Linked DNA regions of Homo sapiens: region 1 is linked to region 2. A link is an interaction called in ENCODE POLR2A ChIA-PET data of the cell type or tissue named here. Cell type or tissue: GM12878. All regions are shown on one strand. Each heading gives the region's core, and the rest is flanking DNA. Links, peaks and the distances in the headings are about the cores only.

Region 1 (10,060 bases), core at 3,795-7,794, 500 kb before region 2:
CTTCTGTAGCCCATCCCAAACACCCATGTATTCTGGCATGAGAAGCGATACCCTCAGCACGCACTCAGAGTAAAGATCACTCATTTTGCAGGGCATCCCTTCCTTACCGCTGTGATCGTGTTCTCCCCTCCAGCAGAGAGGAAAATACACAGACCTTTTAATAGGTTTATCTGGGCTCAAGTCATACTTTTAGCATAAACAGTAAGTTCCTTTGAATATACAACGTAAGTCCTATGAGGTTCTTTACATTGCTGGTGAAAGGAAGACAACAGTGTGAATTATGTATCAATAAAGCTATTAAAAAAAAGATGACAGTAGCTGCCTTAAAAGGTCACTGTAAAGAGTGGTCATGATATGTCCAGAGAATCTGAATTTAGGAATTACTCAAGTCAGCAGCTACTGATACTCGCAATAACATATGTTAAAATGAGCATTTTAGAGTTTTCAATTCTCTTTTACTAGCATTTGCTTCTTTAATTTCCTCGGCAGAATTAATGAATCTAAAAAGCAAATAATAAAACCAGGGAGGTTTATAAGAATGTACCCACAGAGCATGTAAAACCATGAAATTATCTTTCCTTTTCCCCTCATGCCTCAGCTGATTGGGGAAATAAATGAATCTTCGGTAAACATTCCTGGCATCAGATGATATTTCTAAGGATTGTATTATGCCTCCAACGTCTGTGTAAGTTAATTATCTTCATGAATATTGGTAATTATTTGGAAAGTGTGCTCCTAAATCTACTCAAACCATCATTGAAGACTCAATCAGGAGTCTATTCGCACTCAAAGCAGATGTGAAGTAAGTTATCTGCTATATGTGTACCATAGTCTTTTCACATGAAAATGGGGCAGTTATGATCGGGTAAAGGTAGGAGTGATGGTTTCATCAAAAAAGGCTTTGAGAGCCTTTAAAAATCATTTAGTATTAGACCTAGAGGAAAAATTAGAGAAACAGTAATTTAATTTACTCCTCATTTTCATTTGAAGTTACTGGGGCATAGAATTTTAAATAACTTACCCAAAACCACAACTTTGTGGCGGTGCAACTCAGACTAAAATCTTCATGGCTTAACTTCCACATAAATATCCTTTCCACATACTACCCTGCTTCACCATGGCAAAAAAAAAGATAGGAAACGCAATAGACATGGGAGTGCAGCTATCTCTTCAATATACTGATTTCCTTTCTTTTGGGTAGATTACCTAGCAGTGGGATTGCTGGATCATATAGTAGCTCTCTTTTTAGTTTGAGGAACCTCCAAACCGTTCTCCATAGTGGTAATACTAAAATAACACTGACACACACTTCATGTCACTGGGCGCATTAAAATCCGGATGTTTAATCTTATCATGTAAACATATATTTCCTCTCCTGCTGCCAGCCCAGAAGCTAAAGAAAATGAGAACATGCCAGAAGACACAAGTGTGCTAATATGGTTTGGGCCTGTGTCCCCGCCTAAATCTAACAACGAATTGTAACCCCCAGTGTTGGAGGTGAGGCCTGGTGGGAGGTAATTGCATCATGGGGGCAGTTCTCATGAATGGTTTAGCACCTTCCCCTCAGTTGTGTTCTTGTGATAGTGAGTGAGTGAATTATCATGAGATCTGGTTATTTAAAAGTGTGTAGAACCTCCCCCCCTCCGCTCCTCCTCCTGCTCCTGCCATGTAAGATGTGTCTGCTTCACCTTCACCTTCCACTGTGATTGTAAGTTTCCTGAGGCCTCCCCAGAAGCAGAAACCACTATGCTTCTTGTATAGCCTGCAGAACCCTGAGCCAATTAAACTTCTTTTCTCCATAAATTTCCCAGTTTCAGGTATTTCTTTGTAGCAATGTGAGAATGGACTAATACATGTGCCCTATGGAACCCTGTGGTATTATAGGAAGAATGCAGGCTTTGACTCCAGAATGATAGGGGCTTAAATGACATTTCAGTGTAACTTTGAGTTTATTACTCCACCAATATGAGCCTCAATTCCCTGTCATTCCAACAAAGTGGAGACGACACCTGTCTTGAGGGATCAACAAGGAAGCGGAGAGTGCACATGTAAAGATTCTGGCACATAGTAGGCATTCAATAAATGCCACTTATTATTACCTCTGAGGCTCACTCATGGCTCAGCCATTTGGTTCACCATCACCACCATAAGGCCGTTTGGAGAGGACTGAGAATATCACACTGAGAAAAGGCTTGAGGTCTAACTGCCCCCAGCTGCAATAGATATGGGACCTTGGCCTTCCTCTTGCCTTGCTTGGGCCTTGGCTTTGGTCCATAAGTGGGGGCTACATCCTGCTTTCTTTACCAGCTGGTGAACTTTTGAGGATACTTTTGTTTCCCCAGTGCTTTTCCCAGAGGCTTATAAGAGTCTTAAATCAATCCATGTGTATGAAAGGAGAAGAACACTGCAGAGGAATTCAGAGTAAGGGAGACCCACCTGTCCTGTCTTTCCCTTCTGTCTCAGGGAAGCATTCTCCTAACTACCCTGAACACTCCTGCTCTGAGGCGTCTGGGCATTTCATTGTCTGCATTGCTCTATTTCTAATACACACACCCTCACAGAATTCCACAGCTCTCACATGTTCAATTTCATCTGAAAAAGTCACATTTTCTCAAGAAAGCTAAGTTCATGCTCTTAGGCAATAAAAATACCTTGTTTGTTTATTCATTTCCTCCTCCATTCCCAAACCCCATATTATATGCCTTGGTGTGATTTGAAAAAGCTGTTCTCAACAGCATCTCCCCTCCCTCCCCCATTTCTTCTTTGAAAATATAGCGTGACATTACTAACCAAAAAGACATCTGCCATCTGGTGAAGTCCTATTTTTACTGCCAAGGAAGCCAAAATATTAATTACCTTAAAATAGTAACACCTTTTTTTTTCTACTGATCCTCTTTTTTTTAGTCTTTAACATTTATACATTTACTTATTTTTAAAATACGACACAGTTATATTATTATAATTATCTTTTAATTTGACCCTTTTTACTTTTTAAAAAATGTTTATCTTTATTTTAGATTCATAGGGTACATGTGCAGATTTCTTACATGGCTATATAGTGTGATGCTGAGGTTTGGGGTATGACAGTCTCTGTCACCCAGATAGTGAGCACAGTACCCAACAGGTAGTTTTCAGCTCTTGCCTTCCTGTCTCTCTTCCCCTGCTAGTAGTCTCCAGTGTCCATTGCTCCCATCTTTATGTCCATGTGTACCCAATGTTTAGCTTCTACTTATAAGTGAGAACATGCAATACTTGGTTTTCTGTTCCCGCATTAATTTGCTGAGGACATTTTTTTTTTGAGACAGGGTTTCACCCTGTTGGCCAGGTTGGTCTCAAACTCCTGACCTCAAGTGATCTGCCTGCCTCGGCCTCCCAAAGTGCTAGGATTGCAGGCATGAGCCACTGCACCCAGCCCAAAGGATGTAATTTTCTTCTCTCTTATAGCTGCGTGGTATTCCACGGTGTATATTGTACCACATTTTCTTATCCAATCCTCCATTGATGGGCATCTAGGTTGATTACATGTCTTCATCATTGTGAATAGTGCTGCCATGAACATATAAGCACATGTCTTTTTGGTAGAATGACTTATTTTCCTTTGGATATATACCCAGTAATGGGATCACTGAGACAAATGGTAGTTCTGTTTTACATTCTTTGAAAAATCTCCAAACTGCTTTCCACAGTGGCTGGACTAATTTACATTCCCACCAACAGTGTATAAGCATTCCTTTTTTTCTTCTTCAGCCTCACCAGCATTTGTTATTTTTTGACGTTTAAGTAATAGCCAGCTGGGTGCAGTGGCTCATGCCAATAATCTCAGCATTTTGGGAGGCCGAGACGGATGGATTACTTGAGTTCAGGAGTTCAAGACCAGCCTGGGCAACATGGCAAAACCCTGTCTCTACAAAAAATACAAAAAAATAGAAATTAGCTGGGCGTGGTGTCACATTCCTGTAGACCCAGCTACTCAGGAGCCTGAGGTGGGAGGATAACTTGAGGTCGAGGCTGCAGTGAGCCATGATCGCACCACTGCACTCCAGTCTGGGTGACAGAGTGAGGCCCCATCTCAAATAATGATAATAATAATAATAGTAATAGCCATTCTAACTCATGTGAGATGATACCTCATTGTGGTTTTGATTTGCATTTCTCTACTGTTTAGTGATGCTGAACATTTTTTCATATGTTTGTTGGCTGCTTGTATGTCTTCTTTTGAGAAGTGTCTGTTCATGTCCTTTGCACACTGTTTGAAAGGATTACTTCTTGCTTGTTGAACTGTTTAAGTTCCTAAGAGATTCTGGATGCTAGTGGACCCCTACCTTTCACCATATACAAAAATTAACTCAAGATGGATTAAATATTTAAATGTAAGTCCTCAAACTATAAAATACTAGAAGAAAACCTAGGAAACACCATTCTGGACATCAGCCTTGGCAAATAATTTATGGCTAAGTCCTCAAAAGCAATTGCAACAAACACAAAAATTGATAAATAGACCTAATTAAACTAAATAGCTTCTACATGGCAAAAGAAACTATCAACAGAGTAAACAGACATGCTACAGAATGGGAGAAAATATTTGCGAACTATTTATTCTCTTTTATAAATGTCTTCAAAATATGTTTGTCAGAAACAGTCACAGGGTATTTGAGATTAAGAGGTGATCACCCAACCACATATGTCATAGATACTCCTGTGATTTAATTATCACCCAAGAATTTAAACAAAATAAAGGTCCAAAATATGCATTTGGAGGTTCAGAAAATAAATGACAAATTGCAACTTCTAGATTTACATAGACTGAGCCTTCTCTAACGCTGCCAGAAGACAGTCTGAATATTGAAGCCTTTGTCTCTTTTGAGCTTTTTAACACATTTGAAAATCAACACCTTGAAAACCTTTAGACATTTTCCATCCTAAAAGGTAGAGTTGATTTTTACGTATAAGGATTTGTGATCTCCAGCATCAGGGAATGTACCTGTCTGAATGAACTCTGCTGAAAAAAATGCATCTTCAACTCCATCATCATCTTCATTGTCACCATTTATCAGGAGTTTACTATATATCTGAAATTGTACTAAGAGCCTTACATGTTGCAATTCACTTAATTTTGACACTAACTCTGAAAATGGGGTAATGTCAATCTTATTTTATAAGTGGGAAACTGAGGCACAGAGAAGCTTATTTCCTCAGTCATGCAGGTAGAACATACAGAACCATAATTCAGATTCAGGTAATCCTGGTTCTCAAACTCATGCTGTCACCACTACCAACCAATTTCTCACTGAGGTCTTGATGTCTGTGACTGATGAATTATGTCTTCTAGAATCTTAAGAATTGAGATATAAATTAAAATATCTATAACTCATTTGTTAATAAAAGGAATTAATAGAATCATGGGACACTGTGAAAACCATGATATTCTAAAATAGAAAATGAAATCATGACACTAATAAATTTGTTGAGTCTGAGATTTTTTTAAAAAAGCTAATATGTACTTTTTAGGCTCACTTCTTGGAGGGGAGCCCTCTCTAACTGTCAGGGACTAGAGATTTCCTGCTGCTGTTGTTTGCTAACACCCTACTCAGCCTGCTTAGGAACATGTTGACAACATTAAAGATAGGCTGGATGTACTCATGAAAAGATAAATATTAAAAATGAGCTGGAGGACAGGAGGGAGGCTTTTTGTTTTTCTTCTGTGTGTGTGTGTGTGTGTGTGTGTGTGTGTGTGTGTGTGTTTAGCACATGTCATTAGGCAAACAAACAATGCCATTTTCTGTTGCTTTGTTTCTGAAACAAAAATGGTAGTGGGTAGAAGAAATCAGCAACTTTACAGTCAGAATCAGACCACTAAAACCCTCAACAGGCATCAAACGCTTCACTCAAAAAAACAGAAACAGAACACTTGGAGACAATACTATGGTAAAGATGTTTCTTTCCCTCTGATCAAACCTACCCTGAGAAAAGAGATTTACAGAATGAAAAAGATATGTTTGTACATTGCTGCCTTAAAAAATATTTCTTGGCTTCACGTTTCCCCTTACTATTAAATGAATGTGTGACAATGTGAAAATTTTATCACTTGCTAAACTTTTAGTTCACTTCAACAGATGAGACCTCTTGTAGGTTTTGCTGAAGGTGGAATTGGGCTTTTCAGGATGAGTCTGTCTCCATCATGGATCCTCAAGCAACTGGTAGAAGCCAAAGAATAGAAAATGCTGGAACTTAGCATGAGGTAATAAAGAACTTAAAGTTAGAAGAAACTTACTCTAGCTCATCGTCTGCATGTGAACGGAGAAAAGACTATGCTTAGTTGTTACTGGCAACGACTTCTTTCTTACAGCTCACGGGAAACTCTTAAAATTCTTTTTAAAATATAATTCCTCACCCGTGTGGTACACTATGGAATACAGAAAGTTGGAGTTGCCTTTTTTCTAGTTAAATAGCGGACTTTTTTTTTTTTTTTTTTACCTATTCACATAGATCTTGTAGTTATGTACTCATCTTCATTCAACCCTTCATTAAATCATTTCATAGGTAATTATAGAGCACACACCATGTGCCAGGGGCACTTCTAGGTCTGAGAATACAAAGATGAATAGATGAGTAAGATGTGATCTGTACTTTCAAGAAGCTCACATTCTAATTCTATCTAGTGTGATTAATGAGCCTTTAACAGGGGAATGTACACAATGCAGCAGAGGTGAGCGTAAGGGATACAACTCTACCCAGGAAGGTCAAAAAGGGCTTCACACAGAGTGAGGCTTCAGCTGAGACCTGATGGATAAAGAGAAGTTCACCAAGTAGACATAAGGAAAAGGGGCTGTCCAAGAAAAAAGTGAATTTACACAAGACACAGGGTGCAATGGTCTTCGTGCACAGTGGTACCCTTCTGAGTAGTAAACTTAAGGATTCACTGATTCAAGAGATAATATAGGCTGAAAATTAGAAAATCTTTAAAGTATTTTGAAACTTTCAAAACAACTGACAAATAATAGTTTAATAGAGGAGGCTAAGGAGGGTTGGGGTCCCTCCTGCCCTAAATAGGATTAGGTTTCTCCATTTTTAGATAACTCCTCTCCCATAATGCATCCCTTATGGCTCACATTAGAAAGAGAAAAGCCATCTTCACTCTGCAAAAGTGATCATAGTAGGTATCCTAAAGAAATATATACAGGTATTTAACCAGAGACAAACTGATAATCCATATGTAGTCTGTCCAGTTATCCGTCTAAGAGGAGGTGGACCTTCAGATATTGCTCCATGCCACCTTCCTGTCGTGCCCTGCAGCACTCATCTGGCTCTTCTAACTGCAGTGCCGCATTGCTGACTCACAGGCAATCTGATAACTACCCAGAACCTCACTTTCTTTTTCTCCCCCTCCACACATAGCTGGCTCTTTCCCCTCATAAATATGGGCACATTTGAGCCTTCTCCCCATCCTGTGTCTTCCTCTGCTCCTAGTTAGAAACGAGTTTTCTGTATTTATTTTCTAAATCACCAAAGTCACTTTGAATTCTGAATCTATCTTTTATCAAAGTAATAGAACCCAGTTTACACAGCCTTGTCACTGATATACTTAATAATCTTCATTGGTCTCTGCTGTGTCATTGATTTAAATGTGACTCACCCTGCTTCTAAGACTTCTTGCTACTGAACATCACTTGTTGTGTCTCTAACCATTTATTCTCAAAGACTATTCTCAGATTATGTTTCTAGCCAGATGTTATGTAGTTAGAAGTGTACGTGTTCTTAGTCATATTTCCACAAGGACCGATACTGTGCTGCAAACTCAATTTAGAAACATTACCAAGGTCAAGAGAAATGACATCTATAGAATGTCAGAAACCAAAACTACCCTTCTGCCCTACATGAGACTAGGTTTTTCTGATAGGGCTTGATCTTGACAAGAAATAACCTCAAGACCAACTGGCAGCTGTAGTCTTTAGAGTATTCAAAGGAATTGTATACAGCTGAACCTAATGATAATTCTGTGAGGTAGGTATTTGAAGTCCTATTTAATAGATGAGAAACCTGAAAAACACAAAAGTTAAAGGATTTGCCCTGATTCGCACACAAGTAAATGGCTAAACACAGATTTGAAGGCAAGTACTCCTAGGTCAAATCCTGTATCAACTCTAGGGTTCTGGAAAAATGAATTTTATTATAGTTTCCTCTGTGAAAAAGTTAGAGTTATAATCCTCTAATTTTCCATGTCATCTCTAGGCACCTTCCAGGATTCCTATTCTTTTTAATTGAGCTAATATTCCATCAACAAAAGCAGGCATCTATTTTCAGGTCATGGAATGTAAATCAGCCCAGGTTTTCACATAAGAAAATCAGAGAACCATGTCTGAAAATACATGTTAGCTTAGGGACCTAACAAGTGATGTTCAGTAGAATAAAGTCTTGAGGCCAAGGTAAGTAACGTTTGAACGGATGGCATCTCGAAGAGCTCAGAATACAGATCTTGTGTGACCATTCTTTGCTCCATTTCTTTTTCTGCCTTTTAGTTTGCTGTCTGCCCTTTTCTAAAGATCTGGTCTGTATTTTCTATCATGCTGAGTTTTAGCATATTGGTTCTAAAACACTAAGTAATTGAAATTGAAAAATGGTGATAAGAAGATGAAGTCAAAGTATGTGAAAAATTTTAAAAGCATTATACCAGATCTTTAATTTTTTTTCTTAAGATAAAAGAAATGAATTAGCCCCCAGTACTATGATAGGTGAAGCTAATGGCATAAACTTAATTTAAGGTCATAGACCCCAAAAAAGCCTGTTTTATGTGATGAAGACAGCATCTTAGGGAGCTAAGGGCTCTGTTGTCAAATTTCCAGAGTAGAGATGCGTGATTTATTCTCTAAACTGCTTTTGATTACCCTAAAGAAGGAACGGTGGTAATAACTACTGGAAGGCTTTGGAGAAATTAACAAAACTAAGAGAGTAGTGACTGTGGGACCCCTAAATGATAGTAAAAGGTGAGGGTTTCTAAGTCATCGTATGCTCTGCCAGAGAGATAACATTTGATCAGTAATCCACTACTTAACAAATGGAACACCAGCAGACATCAATTGACTCTCAGCAGAATATGTAGAGGGAGGGGAAGTTGAACCAAATTCCCAGCACTCACATGGGTCTATCTGAAGCCAAGTGAATTCTGTGACCTTCTATCAAGGGAAGCAAGAGTGGGAAATTCCTTTGGAATTACTCAATAAAGCTCTTATACAGACAGCCTAATTTGGTCAAATGCCACCTGCATATATAAATATAATGAATCCTATATAGTTTTGGGAGAGAACTAAAGAGGCAGTCAGCATCCAGTTTTGAAAAAGGATGCTGCGATTATTCTACATGCTTTCCATTTCGTTGTAACCTGCCATATTTCCGTCTTTGAAGGATTACTAAAGCCTTGGTTATGCCCAGAAGAAAAATCACTTTTATTATCCTTTTTAGAGTGCTCTATATTCTTTATGTGACAAATAATTTTTTAAAACAGTATTTAAATGTACTAAATTAAATATATCATGTGACCTATATGTATACATTGAATATGTCAAAATGAGCAGAAGCAACTTTAGCAGCTTCGTTCTGCATATCGTTTTACATTTTATCAAATGCTCTCTTATTTGGTTCTCACTATAACCTTCTGAGGTGGGGATACATATTAGTATCCTTGTATTAGAAGTGGGAAAGGTGAATGTACATGACTTTCCAAGGTGACATTCAAAATTACTCCATGCAAAATTCAAAAACAGCAGCCATGATACTGAAATCCACATTTCCCAACTATAAATACAGTGCTCTTGCTTCCAAGCCAGGCTTCCAGAGAAATATCACCAAAGTGGCTGAGCGCAGTGGCTTACACCTGTAATCCAAGCACTTTGGGAGGCCGAGGCGGGTGGATCACGAGGTCAGGAGTTTGAGACCAGCCGGGCCAAGATGGTGAAACCCCGTCTCTACTAAAAATACAAAAATTACCTGGGCGTGGTGACACACACCTATAATCCTAGCTACTCCGGAGGCTGAGGCAGGAGAATCACTTGAACCCGGGAGGAGG
Region 2 (10,060 bases), core at 3,521-7,520:
AAAACTTCTAACCCAAATCTCTCCATAGCTACCAATCCTACTTTAATAAGTGACACTTCTGTGTTTTTTTTTTTTTTTTGAGACAGGGTCTCTCTCTGTCACTCAGGATAGAGTGGCACAACCTCAGGTCACTGCAACCTCCCCCTCAAGGCTCAAGTGATCCTCCAACCTCCCCCTCAAGGCTCAAGTGATCCTCCCACCTCAGCCTCCTGAATAGCTGGGACTACAGGCACGTGCCACCATGGCTAGCTAATTATTTTTTTTTTTTCTGTAGAGATGGGCTTTTGCCATATTTCCCAGGCTGATCTCAAACTCCTGGGCTCAAGCGATCCACCCACCTCAGCCTCCTGAAGTGTTGAGATTACAGGCATGAGCCACTGCGCCCAAACATTAATAAGCGAAACGTTCTAAAGTTTCAAGTGGGGGACTAAAGGAAACTAAGAAATGTTTCACTCCAAAATATACTTCTTTGACATATTTTGAGATGACTATTCAGAGGGCCTGCAACACAAGAATCAGCCTGCAAAGCTGAGTCTTTTACGGGGATTTGCATCTCTAGAGGAAATAAAGTGAAGTAAACAACAGATGCAAACAGGCTTTTTCTGAAGCCCCACCTTGTCCAGAACAAGGCAAGATTAACTGAGAGCCTGACACCTTTAAAGGTTTTATAGAAACATCTACCACAGGCTCCCATCTCTTTTTTTTTTTTTTTTTTTTTTTTGAGATGGAGTCTTGCTCTGTCGCCCAGGCTAGAGTGCAGTGGTGTGCTCTCAGCTCACTGCAACCTCCGCCTCCCGGGTTCAAGCTATTCTCCTGCCTCAGCCTCCCAAGTAGCTGGGACTATAAGCACCCGCTACCACACCCAGCTAATTTTGTATTTTTAGTAGAGACGGGGTTTCACCATGTTGTCCAGGCTGGTCTCGAACTCCTGACCTCAGGTGATCCACTTGCCTTGGTCTCCCAAAGTGCTGGGATTACAGGCATGAGCCACCGTACCTGGCCTCCCATTTTTCCTTTCTGAGGGCTGCTACCTGTGAGATCATCTGCATAACAAGACCACCTTTGCAGCACACCTTGCCTCTTCTCTCCTTCCCATAACCTCTCATGCCACCATAACCTGTCTTGACAAGCTTCAAGCCCCTATTCTTTCTGTAACCTCAAGATAGTATTAAAGAGTTGTGAATGGAAAATAAAATTTTGGGACCCCCTATTCACCATACCTAAGGGAAAAAGTCAAGCTTGAGAACTGAGTCACACAAAACTGCCTCCCATTTTGTTCCTCAACAGCTACAAAGATGAAAGACTACCTACATACCTCCCTCGCAATTTGCTCACGAGCAAATTTTTTGTGGGCCCTCAAGATCCTTACCCTAAAACAGTTCTGTTGAATTTCACCCTGACAATAACAAACAATTTATCTTCAGAAGAACGGGACAAAGGATAGAACCAGAAGTCATACCTCTGCTCACCTGAGACAAATGCATATTTGACTGCTTCCTCTATTCTGTTTACTTATCTTATGTAAAAACGTAGATTCACTGAGCATGAGACAAATGCCTCTACCCTCTCCTTTCACATGTAAAATGTGGATCCACTGAACGCTGATGAAATCTTCAAAAGATTGCAACTTCTTGCCTCTTTCATCTACACTTCTTTTCTCTCCTGCCCATGTTTTCCCCTTTAAATATGGAAGCACTCAAAATCCTCTTTGGAAAAAAAGTGTGGGCCACAGATTCTATTGTGGCTAGTGGCTTTTTTTCCTGGGTGTATCATCAACCTTGGCAAAATAACTCTCAGTTGATTGAGATCTGTCTCAGATACTTTTTGGTTTACAGCATCAGCTGTCTGGACATTTGAGTTTTTCATATTTTGTATGACTCCCATGCCCATATGTACATTAATAAATCTGTATGCCTTTTTTCCTGTTAATCCATGGTCAGTTTGTTTTACAGACTCAAATTATCAAAGCTTCAGTGAAAAAAATTAAACTTTTATACACTTTGCATATATAAAATAATTTATAATTTTCCAAGTCTTCAGCTATGTACACCTATGGTCACAGTAGCATTATTCACAATAGCTAAAAGGTAGAAGCAACGTAAGTGTCCATCAGTGGATGAATAAACAAAATGTCATCGATACATGCAATGGGATATTATTCAGCCTTAAAAAGGAAGGAAAGTTGATAAATGCTTGAGGTGATAAGATACCCCAATTACCCTGATTTGATCATTACACATTGAATGTTTGTATCAAAATGACACATGTACCCCATAAATACGTACAATATTATATATCCCTAATTAAAAATAATTTTTAAAAATGAAGGAAATTCTGATACATACTACGACATGGATGAACCTTGAGGACATTATGCCAAGTGAAATACGCCAGACACAAAAGGACAATTGTCATATGATTCCACTTATATGAGGTACCTCAAGTAGTCAAAATCATAGAGACAGAAAGTAGAATGGTGGTTACCAGGGACTGGGGAAGAGAGAATGTGGAGTTATTGTTTAATGAGTAAAATTTCCGTTTGGGAAGATAAAAAATTTCTGGAGATGGAGAGTGATTATGATTGTAAACTAAATGGTTAAAATGGTAAATTTTATATGTTTTGCTATTTTTAAGGGTTTAATTTTTTTAAATTATTATTACATAAATGTCCATCAATAGAGGATCAATAACAGAAATTTTAGAAATCATACAAGGAAACACCACAGAATGAAAAACAATGAAATAGATCCACATGTGCTGGTATGGAATGCTTGCCAAGGTCACACACACACACACACACATACACACACACACACATACCCCAAGGTGATGAACAGAACAGTAGGGATGGAATGCCTCCATTCACGTTACATAGACTTTATCTGGAAAAGACTCAAGAAACTGCTAACCGCGATCAATTGCCGCTGGGCAGGGGGGACATGGCAGCATGGAGTTCAGGAGTGAGTTCAGGACTTATGTATTTCGAAAAAAAAAAACAATTCTTTTTGAAAACAGCAATCTTCTAAATTATCCATAGTACTGAAAGAGAGGAATAAAGAAGAAATAACTAGATCCACCCCTAATACCCCAGTTATGGGGATCTGAATTTCAAGAGGTCAAGTGACAAGCCAGGGAACACACTGGTGACAGAACTGAGACCAGTTACCCAGTATGTACTTTTTCTGAATGTTTGAAATATTTAATAAAACTACTTTTTTAAAAAAGTCTCTTTCTTCATTGCTAGCTTATTAAAGCAGAAAATATTGTTTTCCCCAAAAATAAACTATGTTTGGGAAAATTTTAATATTTTATAGTTTAATTTTTATGTCAGCAAGATTTCCATGTTTGGTAACATTTGCCCTTGTATATAATTGTGTTTTTAAATTTTCAAGTCTTCTTTGATGAAAGATTTTTCTAGTCCTTTACTTCCTGGTTGGGGCCTTCATTGACCATTATTTTAATTTCCATGTTTGTTGTTGTTCACATAACCGAATATGTAGAGAACAGATTTTTTTAAACAAAATAGACGTTTTTAAATAATCACAAAAAATGAGACATTCACACATGCCTGTGCATATATATCTATCCATACATATATATGGATCCTGATTTCCAATTCAACACTTTCCCACTCTGTCATCCTTTACAGACTTAAGCTGCAAAAACAGTCCTCAGTATCTCTTAAAGGCATGACTTGTTTTATTTACAGATAAAAACTCATATCCTCCACAAGGTGGTTTTCAACCAAACATCCTGCTTTAAAGTTAGTTCACCAACCACAAACTGCTAACTGTAAAATCTAGACAGTCCACAAGGTGGCACTAGATACCGTTGGTCAAAGTCCATAACCTAGTAAGGATTTCTAGAAAACAGGGTTAGAGAGGTGCCTCTGGCATCAGCAAAGATGAAAAATTGAAGCTAATATGAAAGGCATCTTGTTCCTGTCTAGAGGGACAACTTCCAGCCAAAACACATTTGAAGCTCTAATTACATACTTAAAGATTTATCCAAAATGCCAAGCATAAGTTATAGACTGCCTATGGTGGAGTGTATTTCTTCCAGTGGCAAATTTACATCTGTTCCTTTGGACACACTTCATTACTAGCATATGATCATCTTAAACATGTTTCCATAAACTCCCTCCTAGTATACATTCCCCCTAAATATATATACACACATACACACACAGACTTGAAGATTAAAAACCATGAAATGTATTTTTAGGGGATTTTTTTTGGTAAGAACTCATAATCAGATCCCTTTAAAATAATATTCACGTTACACAATAGTTAACTGTCTTCATCTTTTTGTAATTCTTAATTTTCAAGTTATGAAGATCCCACAACTAAGAATTGTTGTGGTTTAAGCCTCAACTCAGATGATAAAAATCTTAAAACTCACATAAAAAGATCTATTTCTGATCTTTATAATCTTATATCAATTTATCATACATTGGGAAACTTTATCACCAGCCCTTTAAGAAATTATAAAGGATAACACCCAGCATTTGATCTTGAATAGATTTTCAGCCAATGAATGAGCCTCAGAAATGCCTTTAAAAAGGCTGAAAATCTGAAATCATTTAAGACTTTTTTGGTGCATATTATCATGGCTTTTTTAAAGCTAAGAATCTCCTGGAGATGATTTAATAAAATGTGCTGATGCCTTGAGTACTTTACAACACACAAATTCAGTGTGATCTATTCACTTCATTCAGAAACATTTTTTGTGTGTGCAGACCGAAGAATTTTTCCCACAACAGTAAGGGTATGTGTCTTGCATCCTGATTAATTAAAGCATAACAGCATCTTACAGCCTATAATCTACTTTTTTAAGTGAGCATTTAAATTCAAAAGTACACTGTATACAGAAAACCAGGCTGTTTAAAGGACCACATCTCAATTATATTGCATATATAAATTGATTATATTTGTAAGAGTATTTTACATGTAAAACACCCCCAAAAGATTAATGGGTATATGCTTTTTAATAATGTGTTTATTTCCAGCAGTGTTTATGGTACTAAGGCCAACTTTCTTAAAATTTGAAGGGAAAATAAATATTAAAATCTACCAACAAAATTGAGAACTCACTCCAGTCCCAGGCTAACTCCAGTGATGGGGAGAACGGGCAGTGTGGGCAGCTAGGTTGATTCTACTGCCAACCTAAAAGCTTACAGTACTTGCATGATTTCCAGAAGACCATGGCAGACTGTGTGCAGACTGATGAATGGAGAACCCACAGTCATCGAGAATCGGCATCAAAATAACGTCTCAGTGATGACAATTTACCTTCTTCCCTTGATCTTCAACTCATAACCAAACAATTTTCAGACAAGACTCAGAAACCGTTTTATTAAACTGGAACACAAAATGCGTGTTATAATAATGTCAAGCCTTTATCAGAAATCAGTACATAAGTGAGGATACACAGCCAAAATGAGCCATCAACAAAAGCAGTATAAATTTTAAATAAGTTTCAGATTTCTATACTCAATATGCTAAAGAAAATAAAACCGAAAGAGTAGTTTCAATTTCACAATTCACAGTTGATTGGTTTTAATCCCATGACACGTTTGTCATTCTGCAGCCCCAGAACACAGACTTCCAAAGCAGTGACTGGCACTCCGACCCAACAGCATACACAGATCTTAAGCCTCTGTATGACATTTAGAGAAAATTTTAATAAACAACCCTAATTACACACAGTTTGGGCTGACATTTTTTAGCTATATCCTTTATCAAAGATAGTTCTAGTGAAATAGCAAAAGCAGTTTTAAAAGTTTGCCATGCCATTCAATAAAGGGTTCTAAAGCCTCCCTTGGTTTTACATTTTATTCTCTAATTTAAAACAATAACTGCATTAAAATGCAACCTTAATGGTGAAAGCAAAATCGGTTTTGCTTCTGAATCTAGAGCATATTTCCAAGGAGAAGCAACTTATTGTCCCAGCAGATATATGGAATGCTTTAAAGCAGGATCTGACATACTCCAGTAAGGCATTTCAAAGCAGACACATCATACCCAAACTAAATCATTATGGTCAGTCAAGGATACCACAGGTGAACACCAAGTAACGCAGAGTTAACGTGAAATTCTTACAAATGACACACGATTTACAAAACCCCAGAAAGGTACTCAGGTACCAAAAGAGGGCAGAACAATGACCAGCCACTCCAAAAGAGTTTTGTTCCTATACATGCCATATTTGCAGAGTAGAAACAAACTGCCCTATTTGCGCTTTGCCCTAGGATAATATCACTCATTCTGACATGTGGAGTTACTCTTCCTTAAAAAAATATATCATGTAGAGAATACACAAATAATAATAAATGATATAGAACATTTATTATTTTCACTAGTGAGGGGGTCACTTAAGCACTTACAAAGACTTATAAATGAATCATGAAGGTCATCAAAATGCAAAAACATCCAATAAATGTTGCATTATTAGTATTCAACAGTGCAGCAAGATTTTTAGCAACTGCGTCGGGCTTAATTTGGAACTATGGCCATGAGAATATGTTTAAGTTCAAAGAACTGCCAGATGTCTAAAAAAAAAAGTGTAATTAGTAAAAATATGGATTTTCCCTCCAAGGGCCCAAAGGAAGTGTTCAGTTACTTTGGAAGCCATGAATTTTATCAAACACACACAAGAATATGAATCTGGAACATTTCAATTCTGATTCAATTCTACCCATTGAATCTTCATGACCTGGAGAAAGTCACTTAAAATTCTTTAGATTTTATCTAAAGAATCTTATCCACAAAAAGTGGGCATAAAAATAAAGGCATATGTAAAAATAATTTTTTCTAAACATGACTACAATAAAGCTAAAGATGGTTACTAAGGCTTACAATTTCAACAACTCATTGTACAGTACAATCATTTTTAATTCTGCTAATTATAGCTGGAGGAAGTGTGGATAATTACAATTCTCAAGGAATTCAAATCAAATTCTTTAGAAAAATTAATAGTTTCAACTTACTAAGCTACTTAATCTGCTCTCCTAGAGTTGTTTAAAACAGCTAATTATATAGGGGTTTGACCCTTTACTCCCCTCTACCTTCTGGTAGAGCAGCTGAAAGTAGTGAAAGGAGAAGTGACAAGAGGGAGAAAAGCAGCAACAGATTGAAATGAGGTATTCGCTGATTTCATAAACCCCAATCAGTAATTTACAGTTTTTTGAAGAAGCTGCATAGTTTGGCAAAAATACATTATCAGAAGTGGGGAAAAGAAAAATTATATTGAAACTTTAAAATTTATGACAAGCACTTAAAAATGACCAATTCTAAAATAAACTTGTGTTTGAAAGGAATTGTCCTCCCTCACCCTAAGTACACACAAAAAGAGAAACTGGAAGACAAAAGTCCACAGGAGGAAAAAAAAAAAAGTATGTTAATTGGCTCAGATTATCAACTTCATACACCACTTTCAAAATAGATATTTAAACGAATACTAAACCTTAATTAATGACACCCATGCTAAGAATTTAGGGCAGTGTATTGCCTAAAATTTACTTTGGAATGTTCTTTAAAAAAAAAATCTGATGGATCGATGGATGAAAAGAGGGATAGAGAATATGAACAGATACATGGCAATACAAGTATAGTCAAATGTTGATGGCAGAATCTAGCAGTGGTTATACTGCAAAGTTTTTTCAACTTTGATATATGTCTGAAAATTTTCTTGAGAAAATGTTGAGGAACATGTTAACATTTCTATAATAAAATCAGTCTAGCAGGGCGTTTCTAAGATTCTAAGTAGTCAGGCAATTTAGAATTTTAAATTAATTAAACTAGGGAAAATTTTGCTTTTAATGGCTTCAAACCTGATTTGTGAAGATGCTTCATTTAATATAGAAATGAACTAACACAATTAATAATTATTGTGCCAGTCTCTTCGCTTTAGCTGCAAATACATAATTTTTCCCCTCTCTACAGAAGACAAGTTTGAAAATGACCACTAGAATAAAGAATTTTTCCAAACATCAGTGTCAAGCTCTTCCAATCAACCACACTGCCATTCACTAAGTACAAACGCAACACAGATCAAGGTGAAAAATGATCTCTGACTTCTGCCAGCTTGGGAAAACTGGATTCATTTTCAGAATGTATGGTTTCTGATCAATAATGACAATAGTTTTACTTGATATCAAATTGACATTTATTTAAAAAAGGGAAAAAAAAGACGTAGAACAGAATTCACACAGACCTTTGTTATTCCAAGCTCCTATTTATGAATGGTGATTAATAGCAATAATTCTGTCTCTCTTCTCTCTGTGAAATGCTAACACTTGCTAAAGGCACTCAGATTCTGGGCTTAACGGAGACAAGGTCACATGGGACCATAAGCCAGTACGTTTTTTGGTAGCTACCCAGAAAGGAAGTTTACAAATGTTCCTCCCATTCATAACGGGAAGAAAAAGTCAAACAGCTATCAGTAGAAGCGTTTTATGAGAAGCTATTTACACAGCTATTTGTCCATTCAGCCAGAGTGACAGTAACTGCTCACAATGGTAGGGGTTCTCCCCTGCCAAGAAAGCAAAAACAATAACAAAACACTTTTTATCATATATGAAACTCCTGTACAATGATTTGGCTAGAAGAAAAAAATAGTTGGTAAGGTCAAATTTGTTTTAAAACATCTGTTCAAAAGCCTGCATTAAACTTTTATCTGTCCTGACAAAACATGTCTCAATTTCTTTCTAAAGCAGCTCTATTGTCCTAGCATATGCCTCACCAAGTTCTTTAAAGGGCATTTCCAACCTTAGTTCTGACAATGAAGACACAAAGTAGGTTAGGTTCCAAAACCACCCTTCCTAGCCCTCCCTGTAGAAAATACCATGTTGCACAGTTACATGTGTCCCCTGACACAAACGACACTCATTTTACGTAGGTCACTGGACCTCAAACTGTTGTTGCTTGCTGTCCCAGCCAATTCAAGAGTGAAGGAAGATGTAACCAGACATACATATCTCCCTTTCTCCCTGTTCAAACTGTAGATAGGTAGCTATAAGCAAGCATATAGTTCTGTAGAAAAGCTTTCTAAAATGAGGTGGAAGATCTCGTGCTTCTTGTTAGCTTTTTAAGTCAGGGGAATGTAAGGATGATGTCAAATAGCCACGATTCTTCTTTTAAACTCAGGGCTTCAAAAATCCTACCTGGTTTTCTAAGTTTACCAACTAATTAAAAGGTCAGTGAAGAAGAGTTGGAGGAGGAACTTTTTCCAAATAAATGGTATAAAAAAATTATTCACCTTGCAGAATTTAGTGCAATAAGAGACAGGCAGACAAACATAAACAACATGCACATATTTACAAGTTGCAGGACATGATGCACAATGTGAAGACCAACAAAGTATTTTCAAAGCATCTTCAGTGCACTCAAAAGGATTACAGGGCACACTCAGTTTAGTAACTGAACTTTTTTTACAAAACCACTTCAAAGGTATATGCAATCCAATCTTTTAGTTGAAACACGAATTTTCTTTCTTTACAACTTCTTACCCTCAATACCTAAGAAGAATTCTAATTGTCATCTTCTAACGTTGATTTTTTATGACAACTTACACAAAGATATTATTCACAGAGAAAAGAGACTGATGCTATGAGTTCCTATGGATGATTACCGAAATCTAAGTATTTTTTTTTCTAATTTTTGTTGTTGTTGTGGTTTAGGCCTCTGTCCATCCTTGAAGACAGCATAGAAAAGGACACTAACATAATTCCTGGGGAGCACAAGGTGCAAATCCTAAAGTATGTTACAGAGACAGACTGAGCTTCACAAAATGAAACCAACGAAGATCACATATCACTGACTCAGAAGAAACAACAGTCTGCTTAAACAGAGAAAAAACACTGTTTATGGAATACATGAATATGAGAAATTGTACCATGCAGAGATGTATCTATTTAGGCATTTCCTGCCTGATAACCTCTGTCACCCTTTGTTTTCACCTATGGAACAGAGAAGAATACTGCAAGGTAACAAGCTCAAAACATAACCTACTGTCATAGAGATTTGTGATTTTTTTTCAGATGTGCATGTAACTTTTACAA

What was found. Peaks named below come from ENCODE experiments on the same cell type or tissue, not always from the same donor. Only the 100,000 strongest peaks of a DNase experiment are listed, where the experiment ranks them.
Region 1: POLR2A ChIA-PET joins it to region 2 with 5 read pairs; 1 of 35 experiments calls an interaction of 5 or more read pairs at or near these places.

What each region holds. Positions count from the first base shown.
Region 1 is chr3:178,511,488-178,521,547 of GRCh38, forward strand. No RefSeq gene overlaps it. Among named protein-coding and RNA genes, the nearest start is that of KCNMB2, 20 kb to the right of the region's middle. In GM12878, for the core only: no CTCF peak of the experiment used is centred there; a DNase peak (open chromatin) is centred at 7,784; H3K4me3 peaks cover 1,094 bases; H3K27ac peaks cover 4,000 bases.
Region 2 is chr3:179,011,897-179,021,956 of GRCh38, forward strand. ZMAT3 (zinc finger matrin-type 3) reads right to left here. Exons shown (of 6, transcript NM_022470.4): 6 at 5,327-10,060. Among named protein-coding and RNA genes, the nearest start is that of ZMAT3, 55 kb to the right of the region's middle. RefSeq lists an enhancer at 5,402-5,511. In GM12878, for the core only: a CTCF peak has its summit at 3,794 (motif pointing right); DNase peaks (open chromatin) are centred at 3,815 and 5,545; H3K4me3 peaks cover 443 bases; H3K27ac peaks cover 3,297 bases.